Regions from separate parts of the Mus musculus genome. Here region 2 is linked to region 1. A link is a loop called in an ENCODE intact Hi-C map of the cell type or tissue named here. Cell type or tissue: left cerebral cortex. All regions are shown on one strand. Links, peaks and the distances in the headings refer to the core of each region. The heading gives the core; the rest is flanking DNA.

Evidence for each region. Peaks named below come from ENCODE experiments on the same cell type or tissue, not always from the same donor. Only the 100,000 strongest peaks of a DNase experiment are listed, where the experiment ranks them.
Region 2: a loop joins it to region 1, with 3 times the contacts of the local background. A loop is called at or near these places in 3 of 42 quality-filtered maps.

What each region holds. Positions count from the first base shown.
Region 1 is chr4:53,193,201-53,200,476 of GRCm38, reverse strand. No RefSeq gene overlaps it. Among named protein-coding and RNA genes, the nearest start is that of Lexis1, 22 kb to the left of the region's middle. In left cerebral cortex, for the core only: a CTCF peak has its summit at 4,419; DNase peaks (open chromatin) are centred at 4,104 and 4,256; H3K4me3 peaks cover 1,211 bases; H3K27ac peaks cover 1,904 bases.
Region 2 is chr4:53,259,678-53,266,953 of GRCm38, reverse strand. It overlaps Mexis (macrophage expressed LXRa(NR1H3)-dependent amplifier of Abca1 transcription lncRNA), which reads left to right. Exons shown (of 2, transcript NR_033139.1): 2 at 3,720-5,598. Among named protein-coding and RNA genes, the nearest start is that of Mexis, 6.9 kb to the left of the region's middle. In left cerebral cortex, for the core only: a CTCF peak has its summit at 3,027 (motif pointing right); DNase peaks (open chromatin) are centred at 1,099 and 2,940.

The DNA of each region.
Region 1 (7,276 bases), core at 1,395-6,394:
TTCTTTGAGATTTATCTTGTTGTCTGATCTATCTTAGTCTGTAGTCTAGGCTGGCATGGAACTCACTGTACAGCCCAGAATGACCTTGAATTCAGGGCAATCTTCCTCCCTCAGAGCCACAAGTGCTAGGATTACATGTGTGCACCATGATGCCCAGATCTCTTCTAATTGCCACTACCTACACTGGTCATGGTGGGCACCAGCACCCAACAACTTCCTGCTCCTATTTAATTGTAATGAAGTACCTATGGGACTATGCTTCCTAAATCATTCTATTCAAAAAAAATCACATGCTAAAATATAGTTCTTAAATAACATATTTATCTATGCTCTGTCTATCCTAACAAACATCTATCATTAGAAAAAAAAAGTTTAACCTTTAAGGAAGAAGAGAGTGGGAGCAAACCCCAGCTATTGGGTAGCTTCTAAGCTAGTTTCTGATTTCAGAAGGCCACCAGAGTCTGTCCGTTCCTCTATGGCTAGAGGCAGTCTTTAGTGTAGCCTCTGGAAGTAATCCTGAAGGCATGGCTTCTGGGCTAGTCTCAAGTTACCCTGTACTCTAGTTCCTGCGTTGAGATCCTGCTGTGTGGGCTTCAATCTCACCTAGACAAACTGTTCTCTTACCTGAGTTCTGGCACCACACTCCACCCTGGATTAACCCCTGGTGACCAAATCCTCTCCCCTTGCCAAGTGCTCTAGAGTTAAGCTACACCCCCATGCTTAGAACCTTCCCTCAAGGCAGGTCTATGCTAACTGCGTCCGCTGGTGGCTCCTGACCCCAGTAGCATTCTGTGGTCCCTTCAAGGCTCCCTCTTATTTCCTACCCCTTTGTAACAAACTGTGCAGGGGAGATGAGGGGGTGTCTTTGCAACAACCTTCATGGCCTGCAGAGTCTGAAGAGCTCCCAGTCCCTAAAGGGCAAGGAGGTAGCTTGACTCAACATTGCTAAATATCATGTCATTGGTTCAAACTGCAGAATTCTGACCCTAAGTAATTTATTTTAGGCATATGTAAATCTCTTTGAGGAACAAAATAAGCTAAATACAGATCAAAGAGGACTACATGGAAACTCCTTGTGAAATACATGTGTCATCTTCCATAAAGTAGGTTTTATAGATTGACTGCATGTGACACCTTCCATCAATATAGGTTCTACCGATTGACTAAGAAAAGCAAGGCTAAGGGTCTGGGGGAGGGATATGGTGTACGTGCACTACAAATAGTGCAAAGGTGACCAGGCTAGAACATGCACGCCTGCTCCCAGCCTTCTGGGCAGATGACGAGTATTGCATTCCTTGCCTTGAAGGAACAACTCTATGTGCTAACGTTTTGGGCGTATCTGTGAGCACAAGGAGCAATTCTGAATAAGTCCCTCTGGTGTTGGAGCCTCTGCCTTCCCCCTCTGAATAGGCTCGCTTGAGGTCTGGAGATTCCCAGTTCTGATATCAGGATGCTGATGTCTGTGGTCAGGCACGTTAGTCCTAAGTCATTCAAGAGAAGACTGACATTTAAGAGAGTTATTTGAGCAGGCCGAATTAACCGCTTGGACAAGGAATGTTTGGTCTTCAAAATCAAGGGTTTTCTTTTGTTGTTTTTCTTGAGATATCTCTGCTTGGATTTTATGGAATCACAGAGTGTTCCAGATAGCTTTATGTCAGCTCAGCACAAGCTAAAGTCTTCTAAGAGGAGGGAACCTCAATCAGGAAAATGTTTTCATAGCATCAGGCTTCAGGTTAGCCTATAGGGAGGTTTCTTAATTTGTGATAAATGGGGGAGAGCTCAGCCCATGGTGGGTGGGGCCAACTCTGGGCTGGTGGCCCTGGGTTCTATAAGAAAGCAGGCTGAGTAAGGAGCCTCCCTCAATGGCCTCTGCATCAGCTCCTGCCTCCGAGTTCCTCTCCTCTTCGAGTTCCTGTCCTGGCTTCCCTCAGTCATGGACTACAATGCGGAAGTGTAAATCCTTTCTTTCCCTACTTGATTTTTGGTCATGGTGTCTCATCACAGCAATAGAAACCCTAACAAAGACGCAGAGCAACTCAGTACTATAGGTACAACTCAACCCATGTGATGTTTTGGGAGTTCTGGAAACCACTGTGACCACACATTAAATTATAGGTGAAGCTGTAAGCAGCCCTCTGCTCTCCTGACACATGACTTCTCTCCACAACCCACAGAGAAATGACCTTATGATCATTAACTTGTTTGAATCATCGGGATTCGTTGAGAGGCTGTAGTATCAGCTAAAAACATTACCCCTCCTCCCTAGAAAAAAAAGGTATATTCAAATTTTCCATGTTTCAAGGTAAGAAACCCTGCCTTTGGTTCACACCCAAAACCACCTCCCAGATTTCACCGGCAGCAGTTCTGTAGTGCAATAGTTTTCCTTGCCTTCCAAATGTGCAGCCAAATGATTTCTGGCTGTTCCCAAATATCAAATCCCCGAAGGAACAAGACGTTCCAGTGCAGAAGAGGTCCAAAGGAATGTGCAGTGCACTCAAAAGGCATTTTTACAGAGAGTGGTCCACAGACATTTCAGGAGAGCCAGGGACTCTGTACAGTCTGCTTTCACCAGGTGAGCGCCAGGGAGACAGGAGCATTTTGTGCCCATACCTGCAGATCAAATAACCAGCCCCCTTTCCTCTCAGACAGAACTCATGTGGGAGCTCTGGGGTGACAACTTCTTATTAGTTGATTAAAAGCTCAACAGAGATCCCCTCATAACAAATACTGCTTTTCTGCACACCCTCTTCTACGCAGCTCTGTATGCCTTGCCCCTCGATTTTGTATGATCTACACCTCTGTTTTCATCTCTCCTTCTCCTGACCCACACTGGTGCAACCTGAAGAGCAGATAGAGGATTCCTGCACTTTGTTTTTTGTTGTTGTTTGAGACGGATTCTCACTAGGAGGCCCTGGCTGGCCTGGAACTCATGATAATAGAGCAGGCTAACTTAGAACTCATAGAGATCTATTATTTGCCTGCCTTCCCAGTGCTGAGGTTAGAGACATGGGCAACAAGGCCAGGGGATTTCATCACTTATATGCCTATTTGACATTTGTGTTAGCATTGCTGATGCAAGGAATAACAGCACTACATTTGCAGAATGGGAGATTGCAAATACACAGACAGTGTGGCTCACTCTTCTCTCTGAGAAATGAAGGGCACTTTAGAGCATAACCTGGTCACTCCCTTAGCTAAAATCTAATGCTTCTCTTTCCAGAGTCCAGCACAACGTGTTTGCTCAGTCTTAAGCATGTCTCCAAGCAACATCCTCTGTATTTGCTGGAAGGAGATTCACTCACTGAAAGGCAATTGCTCACTACTTTAAGAGCGGCTGTGGTCTGGACTGGCTATTCAGAAAGGCAGTCAACATCAGGTGCAGCCTTGGTCCCCTTTAGCTCTGTCTACTTTGATATGATGGAAAAGCAGATTTGTAACTCCTACAACTTTCAGTTTGGCGGTTCTGCCACTGACTACAGTCATAGATTCTCACCCGCTCTTTTGCATAACAATTGCCACCTCAAAGAACACAGGAAAGCTATGAGAGGCCCTTTAAGAATTAAAGACATCTAATCTATGCATTTACTTATCTATCATGTATGCGCATCGCTTGCGTTCCTTCCAAACACTTTCTAAGCTTCAGGTATCCAAGCTTCTATCTGGCTGGCTCCAGCTTTGCAAGACGAGGAAGAGCAGCAGTAGCAACGCCTGTACAGCCCGTGCCTTTTGCTGCCTGGAATGACCTGAAGCTGGCAAGGAGAGACAGTTTGAATTCCAGGCAGGCTAAAAGGCCTTGGCTGAAGAGCTGAGGATTTCACAACGCCGCAGGGAAAGCCTTTCCATAAAGAGATGAAGGGATATGGAAAAAACTGCAATTCTGCAAATTGGGAACAACTAGAAGGTGGAAGTGTCCTAGAAGTCCAGATGGGGTCCTAACGTGACCGTCTGCCTTCCTCGGTTTCCGTCACAACCTGCAAACCACACTATCACAAACTGTTACTATATACAGGGCCTAAGTCCCCTTCATCCCAGCTCTAGGGGAGTCAGAGGCTGTGTTGTCTACCTTCACGCGCATGCGCGCCTTCCAGATACTTTCTAAGCAGCAGCAGCAGCAGCGCCCAGATCCGGTGATTAAAGAAAATTCCTCTCATCTTATACCTTGAAATGATCAATGCGTAATCTGAAGCGGTCTCAGAGTCTGTGGTCTGTTAAGAGTCAATGAAATGGAAGGAGAGGACGAGTCAAGACTTGCTAGGGTCTGGAACTACAACTTCCAGCAGACACCGCGCTTTGTGTTTGGCTTTCTGGTGGGCGTGTCCAAGGCCTAGGACGCTTAAAGCGGCGAGACCTCTTGGGGCCAGATCTCTGCAGAGCTAGCCAGCTGGAGTGTTCCAGCCACAGGAGGCCTGCGAGCAGAATCCTTTTAGATCTGCTGTTGTCAATGAACTAGCAGTCAGTTCATTAGAAAGGACACCGGTTAAGCATTCCAAGCCTGTTTTGAAGTTCATCAGCTCTTTCTCTAGCTCTAGCTCCACAAATCCTAAGTTGTCCATTCAACAAATAAAAAACTTAGAAAATACCATCTGTAAAACCTGTTGTGTCAACACAATTGTTTTTCTGTTACTGGTATCCATAGGCAGTACTTAGTGTCCCACTTATTAAGACTCAGCGTGACCCACAAGGAATTCTTTAAAGAGAACCAGTGGATAAAGTAAAAACTTGATTTAAAATTTTGCTTTCGTTTTCTACTTCTTCTAATGGAGTGTCTTTAAAACATAGCATGCCTTCAAAGTGCATATTTTTAAAAAATGATTTACATTGTGACATACTCTTCAAATAGAACGCTTTCAAATACTGCTTTGCTTTTTCTTACAGGAAGACAACAACAAAAATGTTCTCTGGTAGCATAGTCTAGAACATCGGTTCTCAACCTGGGGGTCACAACCCTGCCCCCACACCTACCCCCACCCACACCCCAGACCTTTTCATAGAGGTCTCATATCAGGTATCCTGCATATTTACAATACTATGCATAGCACCAGCAACATTACAGTTATGAAGTAGTAACGAAATAATTTTATGATTGAGGGTCACCACTACATGAACAACTAGATTAAAGGGTCACAACATCAGGAAGGTTGGAAACCACTGTTCTAGAAGGTGCCATTGGTTCTAACAAAGCAATGACAGTGGTTTCCTTGAGCTGGGTAGTTACTCTGATCAGATTCTTCTTGGCATCTTATTGGTTCAAGGCACTGAAAGTGAAGACGTCCCCAACTCTCTTCCCACCCCAGCTCCTAACTAACCCTGAGTTCTTATTGGCACTAATAAACAACCTCTCCCTGCTGCCAACTCTCCCTTTTTTAAATTTTGCAAACAAATAGAATGTAAGGACCTCTAAGGGAACCAATTTCGGACCTGAATGCAAAATAGTTTTAGAATTAGGTTTTCCCCTTTGCTTCTGGATTTGTCTGCTTGATGCCTCTGTGTGCATTTGTTCTGTTCAGTGTGACCTTTGTGAATAATATGAAATTGGCCAACTGTGCCCAAAATTAATACGATGTATAATTTATTATTTATTCCTTTTGTGCAGTAGCCCAGCAATAGGCACTCTGAAAAATGGAAATAACAGTTGATGTATAGTGATTTTGGAGATGACTGGAATGGCCGTTGTGCCCAGAACAAACCCTCCATACATTCTGAATCAGGAGACAGCAAGACTCATGATATTTGGAAACACTTAGACTCTCACAAAATTCTTATTTATTCTCCTTATAGTCACAGACAGAGCCAGTTTTCTGGCCATCAACATTTCTATTAAATATTCATTTTTATCCAATCCCAACCACCACAGCAAAATAAGAATGTAAGATGAAAGAGAATGTTGGTGTGGATGGGAAAGCTGCAAAGAAACTCACACCAGGTACACTCTGAGAAGAAACTCACACCAGGTGCACTCTGAGAAAAAGGCAGCTGGTGAGGGGATGGAAGCGCAACTCTTCATTTTTCCTTTATCACCAACAGTCAAAGACATACATTAACTGGCCAAGAGGCACAACTTATAGTAGAGCAAAAAATCATTAGGAATGCAGAATAAATCTTTTAAAACAACCTTTATAGAAGGTGCCATAAAGCTTTACTGAAAATCATTAAGAAAGCATTTAAACCAATTGAAGAATACATTGTTTCTGAATGAAGGGGCTACATTTTACATGGCTTTATAATTTGACATCTGCCCATGCCCTGCAACCTGTCTTAAATGGTAACAGTGGCACCTGTGTGTGTCCACATCAGGCCTATCTTGCAACACATAGATCTATGTCTTCAGATGCACATTTTTAAGTGAGTGAGCTAGGAGTCCTCTGAGATAGCTTGTAGTCAGACAATATGGTATTGTTCCTAGTGGGTAGGGGGAGGACAGAGCTGGGATGTGTGCTGTGGGAACTTACATGGGGGTAGATCCTCTGGAAGAGGTAAACTGCTTAGTCAAGGGTGTTAAACACTTGAAAACGTCCCTTTCCCTGTTCCTGCTCTTTCTTTTTTCCTTTTGAACACGGTCTTTCTTTATAGTCCAGGCACTCTTTGAATTTGCTGAGTTCAGGCTGTCCTGGAACTCACGATCATCTAGCTTCAGCCTCAGGAATCCTGGGATTGCAGGTGTGTACCATGCCTGGCCAGTGGGGTTCGTTTTGTTTTGACCACCAAACAATACCCCTAGCCTTGAAGGCATTTGTGAAAAAAGCCATATAAGGTTCATATTATGAAGGAAAAGAGAAGTGGACCCGACCACCCGGATAAAGAGCAAGTATTTAAACAAATAACATAGGATACACAAAACAGGAGTCAAATTCAAGGCCCAGGATGGGAAGGCATGTACGACACAAGAGGGACTTAAGTTACTAGCCAGTAAAATAATAATAAATGATGCAATGTAATACCGCAGTTTAAAATACCAGATATGACATGGTAATTCCCAGAAGATGAAAACTGAAGGTTAATAAGAAAAATCTCAGTCTCATGAATAATCAAGGAAGTGCCACTCAAAACAACAATGAGACACTGTTTCTTACTTACCTGATTTTGGAACATTTTAGGAGGCCCATAGTAGTCAGTGGTGCTGAGCAGCAGAGATTCTCACATACTGCTAATGCCAGTGAAAAGTCAGCTGGGCAGACCATGATGAAAGCACAGACTATGGAGCAAGTCCACCCTGGACACTCAATCCGGGAGTCTCTCATATGTATGCATACAGGGTCATGTCAAAGCCCACGTGACA
Region 2 (7,276 bases), core at 991-5,990, 67 kb before region 1:
GTAGCTCTGGCCCATGCTGTAAATGTCTAGATAAAACTGTGTGTGTTCTTCCTTCTCCCTCTGTCCAGTGCTTTGACTGCGATAATGCATTTGGAATAACTACTAGTTGAACAGAATCGTTTGGTGGGCACTGTGAAGTTTTTATTCTGTTTTTAGTTTCTTCCTGGTTATTTTCCTCCAGCAACACGCTCCATGCAACCCCAGCACTCCCCGAGTCACTATAGACATGGGCTCTTTCAACACTGCTCGGGACCTGAGCCCTCATGAGATGCTCCAAAGCAGTCTCACTGCAAAGTTGTGTGGGGAAATTTGGGCAACACGGGGAATACAGTCTTGGGGTTCAGCAGCACAACCTGATGCTTTGTATAACTCCTTTGGAAGCATTGTTACAGTGTGTGTGGGTGTGGGTGGGGGCTTTGTCAGCACTGCTCTTGTAAATACTTAATAAGCAGCTTTCTAGGGCAAGGGGGAGATGAGGAACTGTAGGCTTTCCCATTACAGGGTAGAAACACTCTACAGATGTGATAGCACCCAGTGTGGACTTGTAACACAGCAGCACACCCTGGGGCTACACCTCCATCACGCTGATAGAACAGGTGTAAGGAACTTCAAAAGTACGAGTGGTAGCAAAATAGACAGAAAGAATTAAGACTCACTCTGGTGGCTGGAGTGATAGCTCGGTGGTTAAAGGGGCATCCCATGCCTTCTTGTGGCCCTCTGTGGACAACTGCACACATACACATACACACACACACACACACACACACACACACACATGAAGCACATACGCTCACACACTCATAAGTATAAAGTAAAAATAATTTTAAAATATTTAGGAAGTGGTGAACTTTAATATAATCTAGCTACGTTTAAGTGGCTTTTAATAACGTCCGTGTTTAGCAGACAGTTTGTATACATTCTGAACACGTACCCATTGTCTCCTGTGATGGTACTTGCCTGTCACTGCTCCGGAACCTTCTCAGCTGCGACAAGAATGAGCTTTCACCATGAACATTGGACACAGGACGTTCAGACATCTTCATTTCGTCCTTGTCATCTCCTTGCTCACACCTTCCCACGCCTCTCTTACAGCGCTGTCACACAGCTTCTCTGTCTTCTGTGGTAAGTGAGGGTTGTAAGGACGTTGTAAAAATGTCCTCTGAGTTGGTGCCACCTGCACTAGGTAAATGTTTCTATTCTTTAGTGACAACCTAAGGCTTATTCTTGTCCCTGGATTCTCACATTGCTCCGTGTCATGTGGCTGTTCTCAGCTCTAGGACTTGAGCTGGAGCCTACCCGGCACTTCTCCTGCTTTCGTGCCTGCGTGTAGGCCCAGCACTAAGACACCAGTTCTCTCATTGGGTCCCTAGAGTGACCCTGATAGATGAGTCTTGACATTTCACCATTACAGAGGAGGAAACTGTGCCCTAGAGGGAAGTCACTGCGCACAGCTCAAACTACCTGTCTTCACTCTTTGACAGCTAGCATGCAGGCTCGGCCTGTGCCACCCCTCAGCTGGCTGCTGTAGTTGTAGTCGGAATCTTCTCATCTCAGAAAGGATTTGCAGATCTATTCTGGGGAAACCCCATCATAAAATCTCAGCACAGTGATATTCAGGTGTAAGGATAAGGCGGGAGCTGGGGCCAGCTGAGAGCAACCAGCATCTAGGCTCATCGCTCCTGAAGAAGGCACACGTGGATATAAGGTTAGTTTATTCCTGGGGGTGGACTCTCCAACCCCGTTCCCTTATACCCATCTCTACTGGAGCTGACTTTCTGGATCCTGACGGGGAAAGGCCAAAAGGAGGCAAGCTCAGTCCTTCACAGCACAGACTGAAAACAGCTACAGGCAGATGACCCAGGGGTATTGCAACTGAGCAGCAGATGCGTCCCTGGAAAATTCTTTGAAGGGAAGCCAGTTTGTTGTGGTCCAGATGCTCAGGGCCAGGCAGAAGGAGGAGGCTGAGAGAGAGAGAGAGAGAGAGAGAGAGAGAGAGAGAGAGAGAGAGAATGCAAGGTTGCAGTATCAGAGCAATCTGTTCTCTAGAACACCAGGATTCAAATGTAAGTGCTCCTTACCCTGTAACACTATGGCCTTGAGTGAGCCACTGGGCCTTTGAGTTGTTTTCTGTTCTGTAGAAAGGGGAAGAGAGGGAGAAAGAATGATAGTGGCTATCTATGTGCTAGACAGTAACTCATGTGTACTTAATATTATCTGTGAGGTACTTCCTGTGAAAGACTGAGCCCATCATGAGAACACTGTGGTCAATATGCAATAAAAAAAATGGCAGCTGTTGTTGCATTAATCCTCTTAACAATTGCAAGATTACTAGAAACAGTGGAAGTAGTTATCATTTCTGGCATCTCCTCTGCTTTCTGGAAGCCAGACATTGCTCTAAGTGCTTTGACGTGAATTAACTCACGTAATTTTTCTACCTGTCCCATGAGGTTGGTCTATGCTTAACCTTGCTTGATGAATGAGAAAATTGAAGGCAATTAAATAGATTGTTCAAGGACACCCGGCTAGAAAGTGACACAGGTCTACTGCTTTTGTTCACTTTAGAAGGAGATCCTGAAGGCAGAGACGCTGAGCAGCGTGCCCAGGGTGTGAGTAGGCAGAACTCTCCCGTGGGTTTTGGTAACAGACAAAATGATATCACGCACGCTAAACAGCCTTCCTGAGCTATTGTTTGGATGGAGGCTTTAGCCAGGAGGTGAATAAGCTTTGCGTGTTTCCTCTAGTTAAGATGTGCCATCTGGCTTAAGACCTGGAGTCTTTTAGGAAGTCTTATTTGGACTTGGCTTGTCATTTGGGTGGGCATTAGAGGCCGGTTGCGTGTAAAGGTCCTGCACTCGTCGTTCTCTCGGGACAGTGTAGGAGCAGTGCTTGCTGGAGAGCTGCTGGGCTAAGAGGCTTGTGAGGCCGCCACTTGGCAGCTGGCCACCATCATGTGCAGCTGGGTTACTGCCGGTCACCGTTCAGCCTTCCAGACACACTTGTGTCTTCAGTGGCTGGATCTTGACTAGCATCGGGAACAGCAGGCGGCAGCAAGGCACGGGAGAGGAGGCCTAAGACCTCTCACAGAGGGGGGCAATCTAAACACCAGAGAGCTGCTTTCTGCTCCCTTTGCCCAGCGCTTTATAGCATATCGCCTCTTCTATGGGGCTCCTCAAGAACTGTATTCCAGAAATTCCTGGAAATGTGTCCTCTTCAGGTATGGGTGGTCTTTGTGAAGGCCATAAGGAGCCCTAGAACCTAGATGTCTTTGAGGGCAAGTCACTGTCGTGTGCCTTTAGAACTGTCTTTATATCATTTTGGGAGCCCTCCTGGTCGGGGCAGCTGACAGCCTGGTTTCCTGTGCCAGCACACGCAGTACCAGGACAGGTGTTGTATTGGCCTATTTCCTGAGGGAAGCTCACACTCAGGTTTTGGGTTGGAAGCTAGATATCAATGCACAGAGGGCGTGTGTGTGTGTGTGTGTGTGTGTGTGTGTGTTTGTATGTGTGTAGTACACACATGCAGACACACATGTACAAGTGTGTTTACATGCATGTGTGGGGCCTACAAGAAAGGGATTTCAGAGAAAAGGAGCAGAGACAATCTGGTCTGGGAAGGCACCCAGGGCCCGGGCTGTCTTTCCCACCACTGTGGCAGGAAAGTGCTGGACTTTACCCCACATGGATATGGTCATGACTCTTTACTCTCATATTCTGGTTCAGGAGGCGGTGTTTACATCTTACCATCTTACTGGACTCTTCCTGTGAGGCTCCTCACATCCCTTTAAGAAGAGCAGCATTTCCCTCGTGTGAAATGTAGAGGTGAGCTCGGCTTCCTGTTTGCCGGGAGTATCTAAAGCAGCGGTTCTTACCCTGTGGGTTGAGACCCTCAGAGGGGTCGCATCTCAGATGATATCCTGCAGTCAGAGATCCTGCACATCAGAGACCCTGCATATCAGAGATCCTGCACATCAGAGATCCTGCACATCAGATATCCTGCAATCAGAGATCCTGCACATCAGAGATCCTGCAATCAGAGATCCTGCAATCAGAGACCCTGCACATCAGAGATCCTGCAATCAGAGATCCTGCAATCAGAGACCCTGCACATCAGAGATCCTGGTTGATGCTTACCACAATGCCAAAGGAACTGTATTAAAGGGTTGCAGCATTAGGAAGGTTAAAAACCACTGGAAAAAGGCAAATGTCTGAACAATAACTGTTTGTCTCTGAAGGCCACATAGTCCAGTAAAACGTGACATTGACCCATTTCAGATGACTTTGACCCGACTTGTGAAATATTAACCTTGACATTATTGAGGTACAGCACATTCTCCCACTGAGGGCCACTACCCACTCTAACGATACTCTGAATCAATCCAAGTCGAAGAAAACTTGCCCAGAAAAACACACATGCGACTTCCAGGTCCTCCTTGAAAGGAGTCAAGGGAAGATGAAGAATTTTGCTTCTTTCAACCATAAATACTAGTTTCTTTTCCCCAACACGAGATTCTATTATTTGAGAGTAATTTCTGCATGCATCCTCTGAAATCCTTAAAGCCCCTTACTGAAGTTCAGTTTCTCCCCTTTTCATCTCCCTACCAAAGTTGTGGATACCCAATCTCGAATCAGAGAGGGACAAGAATTGCCTGGAGTCACACAGCATCTGGCGGTTCCACGATCCCTCAGTGTTTCTACCTGCTTGTTTGTTTGTTTGTTTTTTTGTTTGTTTTTTTCCCATTTGTGTCCTATCTGGCTGAAGCCCCAGCTGCTGCTGCAGTCTCACTCTCTGTGGGAGGTCACAAGCCACCAGCCATCAGTCCAGTAAGGGAGTGTTCTGTACACATCTAGCTGCAGCTGGCATAGAGCTCAGGGGCGGCTGTCCATCAAGAAGCTGACAAGGGTGGGAGAGGTGCAAACACCATGTCACTGTCCCATCGAGTCACTGCCAGCTCAGAAGGACTTGAGAGATCTGTGCTACTGGCCCCCCAACACCTGCCTGTGTCTCTTCCTGTACTCTATCCGCAGGAGACAGCCATGTCATCCCCTGTTGCACAGTTGAGGGCCAGCTGCAAGCCTATCCTGAGGCCACCTGTGATGCTTATGGTCCATCAGCTTACTGGCACTCACCTCCCACACCAGTCTGTCACCTGCCTTGCCTTTCGCAGCCCGTGTAGCTCCCTAATCAGTGAGCTGCTCTTCAAGGCTAGTCTCCTGGCCTTGTGATTCCTCTCCCAGGGTGTGAACACTCTGCCCTTGCCCTCCAATCTATCTGGCATCGAGAGAATTCTTGCAGCAGTTTTAGAAAAACAAAAATCTATTTGTGTCATGTTTCTTGTTGCTAGGTTGCTTTTCCTCTTCCTCCTGTTCTTTTGCAAATAACAAATGTTTTAGTATTAAAATTTACTAGATTCCTTAAAGTTATGTAACAGATTTGTTTGTCTTATCATCTATATTCTATTTTAAAAGTAGTCATTCTTTTTTTGCAATTTAAATGCACAAAAATATATACAACCTCCCTACCTTTATCAACAAAATGTACCATCTTTATTTTTGAATAGCAAAAGCTTAATGGTATGAACTAAAATGAACAGATTCATTTAACCTGATCGTGTACTTCATTCTTGGCTACCAGATAATTAATTCCCCACATCACTCAAATAACTTGTTTCCCTCCAGTCTGGAAAAAATCTGTGGTTGACTATGAAGAGAGTTGCAGTTTGGTGACAGCTGCTAAAATTTATGAACTTCATAAACTTCAGGGTTTAAAAGACAAAATTGAGGGCTAAGGGTATGACTTAGTGGGTAGAAGTTCTTGCTGGGCAGGTGTGAGGCCCCAAGTTCAAATCTCCTGACTTCATGTAAGAGGTAGATGTGTACTGTAAATGCCTGTAGTCCCAGTACTGCTATGGGGAGATGGGAGGCCGAGATGGGAGAATCCCTGGAACTTCATGGGCCAGCATCCACGGCAGAAAAACAACAGAGAGACTCTGCCTCAAAGGAAATAGAAGATGGTTGTCCTCTGACCTCTACAAGGGAAGCTGGAGCAAAGCAAGCTGCTTCCTGTCCTGTTATTGCTCTAAGCTATAGCCACTAGCCTGACGGGAGTAACTCAGGGAGCCCTGAAATCACATTCATGCCCCTAAGATGCTCATGTTCTAGAGAAGGAAGAACCAGGCAGTTCCAGGAGCTATGATGAGGAGACCAGTAGGTGACCCTGTCAGCAGCTGAGGTGAGAAAGGATAAAGGCTGAAACCGGGGAGGAGGGGACAGTCCTGGGTAAGATATACCAGAGAAGGGTGATACTGGAGGTGAAGACAAGATGGCAGTGGGTTTCTTGCTGAAATAATTAGTAAACAGTAGTGTTCCTGATTATACTTATTTTTTGCTTCCTTACTTCTTTTTGAAAACATTGGGATAATTGTATTCTTTAAAAATCTAGACACCCAAGGCTGAACATGGGGATGCACATCTATTATCTTAACACTAGAGATGCTGAGGTAGGCAGAAGATGGGTTTAAGGCCAGCTTAGGTTAAACAGTGAAAGCCCATACCCAAACCAAACCAACACAAAACCCAAACAAACAACCCGCCCCCCCCACAAAAAAAACAAACAAACAAACAAAAAAAAAAACGGCAATAACAAAAACCAAACCAAATCAACCAACCAACCAACCAACCAAGCAAACAAACAAACCAGAATCACGTATGGAGTCTCAAACCTGTAATTTCAGCACTCAGGTGGTTGAGGTAAGAGTATTGCTCTGAGTTTAATGCCATTCTGGGCTACATAGTGAGTTCCAAGTCAGGTTGGACTACAGAGTAAGACCCTTATCAACAACAAAATGTATAATTAACAATAAATAAATAAATCTCCACCAGACAAAACCAACCAACCAACCAACCAACCAAAACCCCAGATATTTTAGTTTACACATTTAATCCAGCTCAGAGAATTCTCTGACTCTTCGCCATATCTAACCTATGAAAAATGTTCCAGCTTCCCTTTTTGCTAAGTCCCAGACACAGGACTCCATTAATCAGACTCCCTTAAACAGCTATTAGGATTTTTTTTTGGAGGTTTATGATATCATAAAGGGGTTCCATGAAACCTATTCTGGCAATGATGCTCATGGGGTACACATTCCTACAGTACCAGGACAGGGACATTAGGGATTGTCACCAGACCCTGTGTCCAAGCATAGAGCTGGTGACTTTGCCTGTCTGTTCAGTCTCCACCAGGCATCTCTGCAGTGTGCTTAAGGCTTATTCCTGGAGGC